Regions from separate parts of the Homo sapiens genome. Here regions 2 and 3 are each linked to region 1. The links are chromatin contacts, found by Hi-C or POLR2A ChIA-PET in ENCODE. All regions are on one chromosome and are shown on one strand. The core of a region is the stretch at or near the end of the contact, and the rest is flanking DNA. Distances in the headings are between cores, read along the strand shown.

Region 1 (3,140 bases), core at 409-2,908:
AGGGTGGTCTCAAACTGGGCTCAAACAATCCATCCACCTTGGCCTCCCAAAGTGTTAGGATTACAGGCCGGATGTGGTGGCGCAACCTCCGCCTCCTGGGTTCAAGTAGTTCTCCTACCTCAGCCTCCTGAGTAGCTGGGATTACAGGCATGCGCCTCCACGCCCAGTTAATTTTTGTATTTTTAGTAGAAACAGGGTTTCACCATGTTGGCCAGGCTGGTCTCGAACTGCTGATCTCAGGTGATCCACACCCCCTCAGCCTCCCAAAATTCTGGGATTACAGGCATGAGCCACCAAGCCCGGCCAGGAACTGAATTTTAAATTGTATTTTAGCTGGGCGCAGTGGCTCACATCTGTAATCCTAAAACTATGTTGTTTTTGTTGTTGTTGTTTTCTTTTTCTTTCTTTCTTTTTTTTTTTGAGACGGAGTCTTGCTCTGTCACCCAGGCTGGAGTGAGAACTATTTCCTCAGCCAAGTTACTTGGCTACTGATGGTTGGCTGATGTCTTTCATCACGTGTTTCTTGGGAGAGAGTAACTGGTGTTGATCCTGGAAGCTGGGGATGGGGAGGGGTCGATCTCAATGAACAAGCTGGTATCTATCCCCTGAAGGATATCAAAGGTCATCTCCTTTAACAACTACAACAACAAAGCATTCTGACACACACTTCTTATGACCACTCTCTCCTTTATGTACTCTGGCCACACTTCCATCATATACTCTATAATCCTCAACGCCCCCCTCCTTTTTTTTTTTTGAGACAGTCTTGCTCTGTTGCCCAGGTTGGAATGCAGTGGTGCGATCTTGTCTCACTGCAACCTCTGCCTTCCCGGTTCAAGCGATTCTCCTGCCTGAGCCTCCCGAATAGCTAGGATTCCAGGCATGTGCCACCATGCTCAGCTAATTTTTGTACTTTTAGTAGAGACAGAGTTTCACCATGTTTCACCCAGGCTGGTCTCGAACTCCTGACCTCAGGTGATCCACCTGCCTCGGCCTCCTAGAGTACTGGGATTACAGGCGTGAGTCACCGCGCCCGGCTGTCTATCACTGTTTACTGTTATTTGTAAACTTTTATGCCTCCATGGCGGACCCCCTTCCTACACTACTAAGCTGTAAGGATCTCCAGGACTTATATCAAGTCATATGTGTCTTAACTTCACGCTTAACACAATGCTTAGAACACAGCAGGTGCTTGGTATCTATTGACTAAATGAATGAAGGAAAGCTTCATAATTTGATGAATGAGACACGAGTCTCCTGGGAGAGTAAGGAAAGAAGCCGCCGAAGTGCTCTAATTTGGGTAACGAAGGGGTGAAATTTTTAGAAGACAAACACCGACAGAGAAAGTTGTGGAGGAGGTGAACTGGCTCCGGCGACTAGGAAAAGTCAAAAGTCTTGGAAACGACTTCCCTATCCAAGCAGGGACTGGAACCCTGGATCTGCAAGGAATCAACCTGGCCCTCGGGAGGGGAGGGGCAATGCTCAGGGCACGTGACTCCACCGTTTCCCGGCAACCAGAGCCCCGTCCACCGCTCGCCTCTTGCTGCTCCTCACTTCTTCACCACGCTGAGCTCCTCTCGACCAATCGACGCACAGAACATCGTCGGGTGGGAAGGTAGTTGGAGGACTCCTGGGCTCCGTCACTAGGGGACTCCGCCCCTCCCGATTTCCTCCGGGCTACAGGCGACAGAGCTGAGCCAAGCGTTTACTGGGCAGCTGTTACGGTAAGTGAGGAGGGGCTGGGGTGCCCAGCGTTTTGGATCTCCCACTCTGGCCCGGCCCCGGAATACCACATAGAGGCCTTGGGACCTGATTCATCCCGTCCAGACAGCCCTAGAGACCTGAGCGACTGAGGCCTGGGATCTGGACGCCGGAATTTCCTGCGTGGTTCTGGACGCCCTGCCCTGGGGTAAGGGGCCATGCGGGGCTCTGGTGTGAGCAAAGTTTTGGTTTTGGGTGGCTTTAGACGAATTCGGGTTGGGGGTTCACTGTAGCGCTAGACATCAGTTCACCCAGGACCGCCGTGTCATAGCTGTCCCTTTTACTTCCGGCCTTTACGCTGGCTGGGCTCTGTCTCCTGGCATTATTCAGACCTTGCCTCAGGCAGCCTTCCTGATTTCTAAGTCTCCTCTTGAAAGAAGGTGTCAGCCTGTCTCATATGCCTAGATAGTTATAAAAGCCTCCAGGCTCTTTGCGTAGCTTTTCCTACCTGCCCGTGCTTGGGCTGCTTTCGTTATATTTTCCAAACAAGCAGGATGGTATTTGATAAAAACATGGATTCTGGAGCAGCACAGATCTGGTTTTCCTGTCAAGGATTCCCCACATATCAGTAATGTGCCCTAGAGCAAGTTACCCTTCTGAACTTGTTTTTTCATCTGTAAAATGGTGAAAATACCTACCTTTCAGTGATTGTATTAAAATAAGAGCATGAGACATACGGCTGAACTGCATGCGCTGAGCACACAGCCCTTGCATTGTAACAGTACTCTCTGACAGACACTTTTTACCAAGCAGGATCTTCATGTATATGGAACTGTGGAAAGACCTTTAGTCTGTGTTCTGTTGAAAACAGAATTTAGGGGCCGGGCGCGGTGGCTCACGCCTGTAATCCCAGCACTTTGGGAGGCCGAGGCGGGCGGATCACAAGATCAGGAGATCGAGACCACCCTGGCTAAACGGTGAAACCCCGTCTTTACTAAAAAATGCAAAAAATTAGCCGGGCGTGGTGGCGAGTGCCTGTAGTCCCAGCTATTTGGGAGGCTGAGGCAGGAGAATGGCGTGAACCCGGGAGGCGGAGGTTGCAGTGAGCCAAGTTAGCGCCACTGCACTCCAGCCTGGGCGACAGAGCGAGACTCTGTCTCAAAAAAAAAAAAGAAAGAAAGAAAGAAAAAAAAACAGAATTTAATTGACTGGAGATAGAACTGTTGCATTTTGGAGATCTTTGGAGAAAAGTGCAGGCTGGTTGTCCAACCTGGAAATGCCCTACAGATTTGTGTGTGTGTGTGTGTGTGTGTGTGTGTGTTAAAATATATGTAGCATAAAATTGACCATTTTAACTATTTTTGTGTGTATGATTCAGTGGTGTTCACATTGTTGTGCAACCATAACTACCATCCACCTCCAGAACTTTTTCATTTTCC
Region 2 (3,140 bases), core at 335-2,834, 200 kb after region 1:
AAGGCCAGCGCCAAAGCCAGGCCCAGCACCACAGCAGGCTCAGTGCTCAGGCTGTGCTGCAGGCTATACAGCTCTAGACGGCTAGTGAACCAACCACGGCGGAGGCCTGGAGGTGCCATGCCCAGCTCCGCTGCCAGCCAGTGGCTGACCTCATTGTAGAAGAGCTGGGTCTGGTTGTAGTCCGGACTGTTCCGGAAGTTGGTCTGGAATTGTAGGACCAGGGCGGCCAGGCTGCCATGGGCATCAAAGCGGAGTCCCAGGTCCTGGGTGCCATCGGGGCCTTGCTCCAGAGCCATCATTTTCAGGCAGTGCAGGAAAAACTGGGGGGCCCAGGGGAAGTCCGAGTGGCCGCAGCAGAGGTCAGGCCCCAGGCGGGCGCAGCTGGGGCTCTCCATCCAGCGCTGGAGGGTCTCCACGAAACACAGCGTGGGCCAGCCTTCCTGCAGGGTGTCGAAGAAGCTCTGATTCCGGGCCCGGTGACAGAGTGCCAGCAGCCAGCGCTGGGCCTCAGGGCCGCTGGCCGAGAAGGCAGGGTCCCTCACCAGGCTGCTGTTGCTACGAGGGTCCAGAGGGTCGCCAGTGTCCACAGGCAGGACGCCCCACACCAAAACCACGGGCATGTGGCCGCCCTCGCCCTGCGGCAGCTGCTCGAACAGGAACAGCTGGCGATACTCCGCGTCGAAGCGCTCGAAGGGGTGGCTGGGCCGGAAGACCTGGCCGCCGGGCGGCGGCAGCGTGGGCAGCCGCAGGCGGGGGCTGACTCCGGCGATGTAGGCGCCCCCTGCCGCCAGTGCTGCGAACCAGCAGATCCAGATGTAGCGGAACTTGATGACGCCGCAGGGCAGCAGGCGCTGGAAGAGCAGACGCGAGGTGCCAGCCGCCGCCCTCCGCAGGCCGCGGAGCCGCCGGTGCAGCGCCAGCAGTAGCCGCCGGGGCGCGCTGCCCTCCCACCGGCCCCGCGCCCGGCGCGCACAGCCGCGCGCCAGGTAGCGCTCGTGGAGCACGGCGGAGGCGGGCAGCCAGACCAGCGTGAGCGCCAGGTGCACCAGCACAGCCGTGCCCATGAAGAGGGCGAGGCAGCGAACGGCCGGCAGGCGGCTCAGGTAGCTGGCATAGAAGGCCGCGCTCGTGGTGAGGCCGGAGACCAGCAGCAGGTAGCCGAAGTGGTGCATGGTGCGGCCCACGCGCTGCGCCAGCCCCCCCGACGGCAGCTGGCTCTTGCTAAGGCGCCACAGGTCGAAGAAGATGAGCGTGTGGTTGGCGCAGACGCTGCTCAGCAGGAGGAGGGCTGCCAGATTGACGAAGGGGAAGTAGGCCATGCGGAAGGCCACCTGGTAAAGGAAGAAGGCCACCAGCAGTGAGCCCAGCACCCCCAGCAGCACCATGAGCGTGAGGAAGAGTGAGCGCAGGTACAGGGCCATGCCGAAGAAGATGGCAACCAGAGCCAGCAAGGGGTACACCGTGTCCTGGACCAGGAAGTGCCTCAGCAGCTCCTGCTTGAGGCCCAGGTCCATGCCAGTGACAGAGGTGTAGTTGTCAGCAAGCCCCCAGGGGGTGGCCAGCCGGTCCAGGTAGATGTCCATGAGGGAAGCACCCTTTGGGGTGGGCAGGAAGAGCAGGCTGTACTTGAGGGAAGGCACCTGGTAGTCAGTGGTCTGGGGACTCAGAAAGTCCCTGTCAAGCAGAAAGTGCAGGAGTTGGTAGATGGCACTACTCTGGGAGCACTTGGTGGGAACCTGGGCACAGCGTGGGGACTTGTTCTGCCCAGGTCCCAGACAAGAGGGCACCAAGGCGCCACTGTGGTAGTAGAGGGCACAGGTCCGAAGCAGGGCCAGTGTGCGGGCTGCGTCAGCTTGGGTAGTGTCCAGGCAGGAGGAGCGGTTGGAGAGCACAGCCAGATAGTTGCCCAGGGACCAGCTGGGGCAGCACTGGTTGGCTGCTGTCCGCTGGCACAGAGCCCCGAAGCTGGTATGGGAGCGGATCTGTAGGGCACACGCAGGAGGGGAGAGTTCAGGGGCAGCCCAAGGGCTCAGGTTTTCCCAGTCCTATACAAGGCTCTCTCATCTCCTTTCACACTACAGGGCAAGCGCAGAGAGGGATCTTGACAGCCTGGTGAGATAGGCTTGTCTCCCAGCTGCCTTTGGCTCCTGGCCCAGGTGCCAGCAGCTACATCTTGACTTCATCAAAGAGGAGCCTCAGGGATGCTGCCCAAGGCTTCAGCCTCAGAGACCCTGCTGTAAGGGCCCCTGTAGGTCACACACCCCAACTCCATGTAAAAGTGGAGGTAGCAGCCACAGATAGAACAGGGCCAAGGGTCCAATGAGCTGAAGCAAGCAATGGGAAGAGTGGAGGCCAAAACATTCCAGGTTCAGGGTCACTGCCAAAACCCAGCTCCCCTCTGTCCACTGCACCGCTTAAACCCTCTTAGGCCCAGGGCTGTTTCTTTTTCAAATCTCATGCCTCCTTTTTTCTCCTTTCCTGTTGTTGACATCACAACAGCTGACGTAGTACAGAGAGCACTGACCTGGGAGTCAGAGGCCCTTGCTCTGCCACTAACTGGCTGCGTAACCTTGGGCCTGAGATCATGGTGGCAACACAGTACTTATTGAGAGATTACTATTGCCAGTCATTATGCTGTATTTTTTCAACTTCTATCTCATTTAACTGTCACAACATCCCTGTGAGGAAAGTACGTTTATCATCCCCATTTAGCGCTTATGAAGCCTGAGGGACTAAGACGTTAAGAAACATGGCTGAAGTCACATAGCAAGACAGCCTTAGAGCTGGCCTTGAATTCAGACATCTGACTCTATAATGCATGTTCTTAACCAGTCTTTTGGTACTTGGGATATCCTCGTGTGAAGTGGGGGGCTGGGCTGCTGCGTGGTTTTCACACCATTTTCAGCAGCAAACCTTTCTTCAGATGTTATTGTATATGATTCTCCAGTTAGCATAACTGGATTGGCACTGCTCAGGTTGATGGGGGCTGAGGCCTTGAAGCCCACAGTCTCAGCTCCCTGGGCCAGGGCCTCCTCACCCGCTCTGGAGGGCCCTTTCAGGACCTTTTGGAAACCCGCAGTCCCTGCATGGGCTCGCTTCCAGCACTTCTATCTTGGCTCTTCTAAAAACAGCCGACTCTT
Region 3 (3,140 bases), core at 387-2,886, 140 kb after region 1:
GAGGTGGGCAGATCATGAGGTCAAGAGTTTGAGACCAGCCTGGCCAATATGGTGAAACCCTGTCTCTACTAAAAATACAAAAATTAGCCGGGCATGGTGGTGTGCACCTGTAGTCCCAGCTACTCGGGAGGCTGAGGCAGAAGAATCGCTAGAACCCAGGAGGCGGAGGTTGCAGTCAGCTGAGATTATGCCACTGTACTCCAGCATGGGCGAGAGAGCGCAAGATTCCGTCTTAAAAACAAAAACAAAAACTATCCTTAAAAGTGCTTACAATTAAATCAATAAGTAAGCATGTCACTTAGAGGTATGAAGTGAATTATCAAAAGAAGCCCCTTAAAGATTCAAAAGTGGTTTTGTCCTGGGAGTGGGAATGGGGATAGGAGGGACAGGGGACTTTTATTTTTTTAAATAAGCTTTTAAAAACTGTAGTATTTTTTAAAACAGTGAACATAAAGCATATACAAAAATTTAAGGGCTGGGCACACTGGCTCAACGCCTATAATCCCAACACTTTGGAAAGTGGAGGCAGGAGGATCGCTTGAGCCCAGCAGTTGAGCCCAGCCTGGACAACATGGTGAAAGCCCGGCTCTACAAAAAATACAAAAATTAGTCTGGCATGGTGGTGCACACCTCTAGTTCCAGCTACTGGGGGGCTGGGGGTGGGTGGCAAGGGGGAGGACTGAGGCCAGAGGATCCTTGAGCCAGGGAGGTCGAGGCTGCAGTAAGCTGAGATCACGCCACTGCACTGGGTGACAGAGTGAGATCCTGTCTCAAAAATAAATAAATAAACAAACAAATAAAAATCCTGGCCTAGCTGGGCGTGGTGGCTCATGCCTGTAATCCCAGCACTTTGGGAGGCTGAGGCCGGTGGATCAATTGAGGCCAGGGCTTTGAGACCAGCCTGGCCAACATGGTGAAACCCCGTCTCTACTAAAAATACAAAAATTAGCCAGGCATGGTGGCACATGCCTGTAATCCCAGCTATTTGGGAGGCTAAGGCACGAGAATCGCTTGAACCCTAGATGTGGAGGTTGCAGTGAGCTGGGATCGCGCCACTGCACTCCAGCCTAGATGACAAAGTGAGACTCCGTCTTAAAAAAAAAAAAAAAAAAAAAAAAAAAAAAAAGTCGGCCGGGCGCGGTGGCTCACGCCTGTAATCCCAGCACTTTGGGAGGCCGAGGTGGGTAGATCATGAGGTCGGGAGATCGAGACCATCCTGGCTAACACGGCGAAACCCCGTCTCTACTAAAAATACAAAAAATTAGCCGGGCATGGTGGCGGGCGCTTGTAGTCCCAGCTACTCGGGAGGCTGAGGCAGGAGAATGGCGTGAACCTGGGAGGCGGAGCTTGCAGTGAGCCAAGATTGCGCCACTGCACTCCAGCTTGGGCGACAGAGCGAGACTCCGTCTCAAAAAAAAAAAGCCTTTTATGAAATGATGGTAATAGAGGATAGGCTTCCCCCAACCCCTCTTCCCTTTCATGTCCTTATTGGCTAAAACAAAACGTCGTTGAGTCCTGAAATCCCAAACTGGGGGCCTTGAACCCCAGGCAAAGGCCATATAGGCTGGCTCCGCGCGTTTGCAACCCAACCCCGCGGGCAGCCGGCAGGGGTCAGGCGAGCTCCATGCGACACTCGAGCTGCGTCTGGCAAGCCAGTGCTGCGCTCGAAGAAGCGCGCTGCCTCGAGGGAGAGGGTCAGAGGAAGGACTCTGGACCTGCCCTAGGCTGGGGGTCGCGACAGATGGCCACCTGGGTCTTAGGTCCCAGCTCCCACCCGGCAGGCAGGGACTGGGAACCTCTCTCCAGACCGCGCGGTGTGTTGACACCAGGTCTAGTCCCATTCCACCGAGGGCAACTCACCTTACCGGTCTTCTGAAAGGGGGCCCTGCGCGAAACCTTGCCTCCTGCACTCGGTTGTGCAAAGATCAAGGATCTCAGACTTGAGAGGGTTACATGGGCAAGGGATTGTTATCACTAGATTATATGGATTTAGAATTAGGACTTAGGCTCCTGGGGAAGCCTGCTTTAGGACTCAGATGGTGGTTGTAGAAGATTGCCTTGCAGACTCACCCTTGGGGATGTGATTAGGTCTGGGGCAGGATCCAGGAACCTGCATTTATTCTAGGTTGCCAAATTTTGATAAGGGGTGTGCTCAGACCACGCTTAAAAAACATCCCAAGGTTCTGTTGCCCTCCCACAGGGCAGGCAGCATCAACAGCAGCGAGCTGCCCTGATAGTGTGACCTGCCTAAAATTGGAGTGGAGTAAGAGCCAGCCGCAGGAAGGAGCAGTGCTGGCAGCTGGTGCTGCAGATTTGCCCAATGCATGTAGGCAACCAAACACGCCCACAAGAACCAAAGTAGACGTGCCCCTTGTTCTTCCATTTACCACTCAGGCTGCATGGTTCATTTTGTTTTTTTTGCTTTTAATTTTAAAACATTTATTTTGCTTCACATATAGAACCAGGAAAGAAATCACCTCCCCAAGTCGACAGGGCTTAGACAGACTGGATGAAGCGCCCCATTTTGCCACATTGTCTCCAGGCTGGTCTCTCCAGCCACACATTAAGCCAGCAAGATGGCCCTTTTAGTCACATTCATCTCCAACATAGCAGGGAGCAAGACAAGGAAGTGAAAGGGACTGCCTATGAGCCCAGGATCTTGCCCTCAGGATGGGACGGAACTGGGGTTGGTGAGGAGCCAACCCCACCTGTCTCAAGCCTCAGGCTAGGAACAGCACTTGGCTGCAGGCCAGGACCAAGAGCCAGGATAGGTGCTGCTGGGCTGAGAACCAAGAAAACCAGTTCCCTCTTTTTGGAACTCGGAAGGGGTGGAACAACCCAGACCCATTCCCTTCTCAGATCACACTCTATCCAGACTGCTGTACAGTGCGGCCCAAAGCTGGAATTCTCAGAACACCCCCATTTTTGCCATGAGCAGATCTGGATTCTAGTTCGTTTTGACCTTGAGAAAGTCAAATTGTGTTGATCTTTTTAAAAACAAAGGGGCGGTTTTCAGAAATCTATAAGCTTCCTTCTGGCTGTAAGAACTTAGCACTCTGGGCTCCCTGCTTCCTTTAAAACTCACTGGGAGATCTGGGAAAGGGAGGCTGAGACCTCTCTCCTAAGGGCTGATTTTACCT

Evidence for each region. A loop is a pair of places that touch in the nucleus more often than their neighbours do. ChIA-PET counts read pairs that join two places held with the same protein, here RNA polymerase II (POLR2A). Pooled maps may share reads with other maps.
Region 2: a loop to region 1 is called in a map of CD4-positive, alpha-beta memory T cell, with 5 times the contacts of the local background. The contact joins the enhancer-like site here to the promoter of CCDC32 in region 1. A Hi-C loop is called at or near these places in 2 of 168 maps with a recorded cell type or tissue (CD4-positive, alpha-beta memory T cell and naive thymus-derived CD4-positive, alpha-beta T cell) and 9 of 50 pooled maps. POLR2A ChIA-PET finds 5 or more read pairs at or near these places in 2 of 52 experiments (B cell and activated naive CD4-positive, alpha-beta T cell).
Region 3: a pooled map shows a loop between it and region 1 (4-fold over the local background). The contact joins the enhancer-like site here to the promoter of CCDC32 in region 1. A Hi-C loop is called at or near these places in 3 of 50 pooled maps. POLR2A ChIA-PET finds 5 or more read pairs at or near these places in 7 of 52 experiments (HEK293T, K562, MCF 10A and 4 more).

The regions. Positions count from the first base shown.
Region 1 is chr15:40,563,560-40,566,699 of GRCh38, reverse strand. CCDC32 (coiled-coil domain containing 32) reads left to right here and starts at 1,658. Exons shown (of 4, transcript NM_001080792.4): 1 at 1,658-1,724. RefSeq lists enhancers at 436-730, 1,210-1,259.
Region 2 is chr15:40,365,900-40,369,039 of GRCh38, reverse strand. DISP2 (dispatched RND transporter family member 2) reads right to left here. Exons shown (of 8, transcript NM_033510.3): 8 at 1-1,982. All of the region lies in intron 3 of LOC124903472 (a long non-coding RNA gene), which reads left to right. Among named protein-coding and RNA genes, the nearest start is that of DISP2, 9.3 kb to the right of the region's middle. RefSeq lists silencers at 661-740, 861-1,040 and an enhancer at 823-1,714. Within about 2 kb of position 1,584, at least 19 of the 41 ENCODE cell types and tissues checked have a DNase peak (open chromatin) inside an H3K27ac peak, as active enhancers do.
Region 3 is chr15:40,420,572-40,423,711 of GRCh38, reverse strand. It overlaps IVD (isovaleryl-CoA dehydrogenase), which reads right to left. Exons shown (of 12, transcript NM_002225.5): 12 at 2,404-3,140. Among named protein-coding and RNA genes, the nearest start is that of IVD, 16 kb to the right of the region's middle. Within about 2 kb of position 1,636, at least 9 of the 41 ENCODE cell types and tissues checked have a DNase peak (open chromatin) inside an H3K27ac peak, as active enhancers do.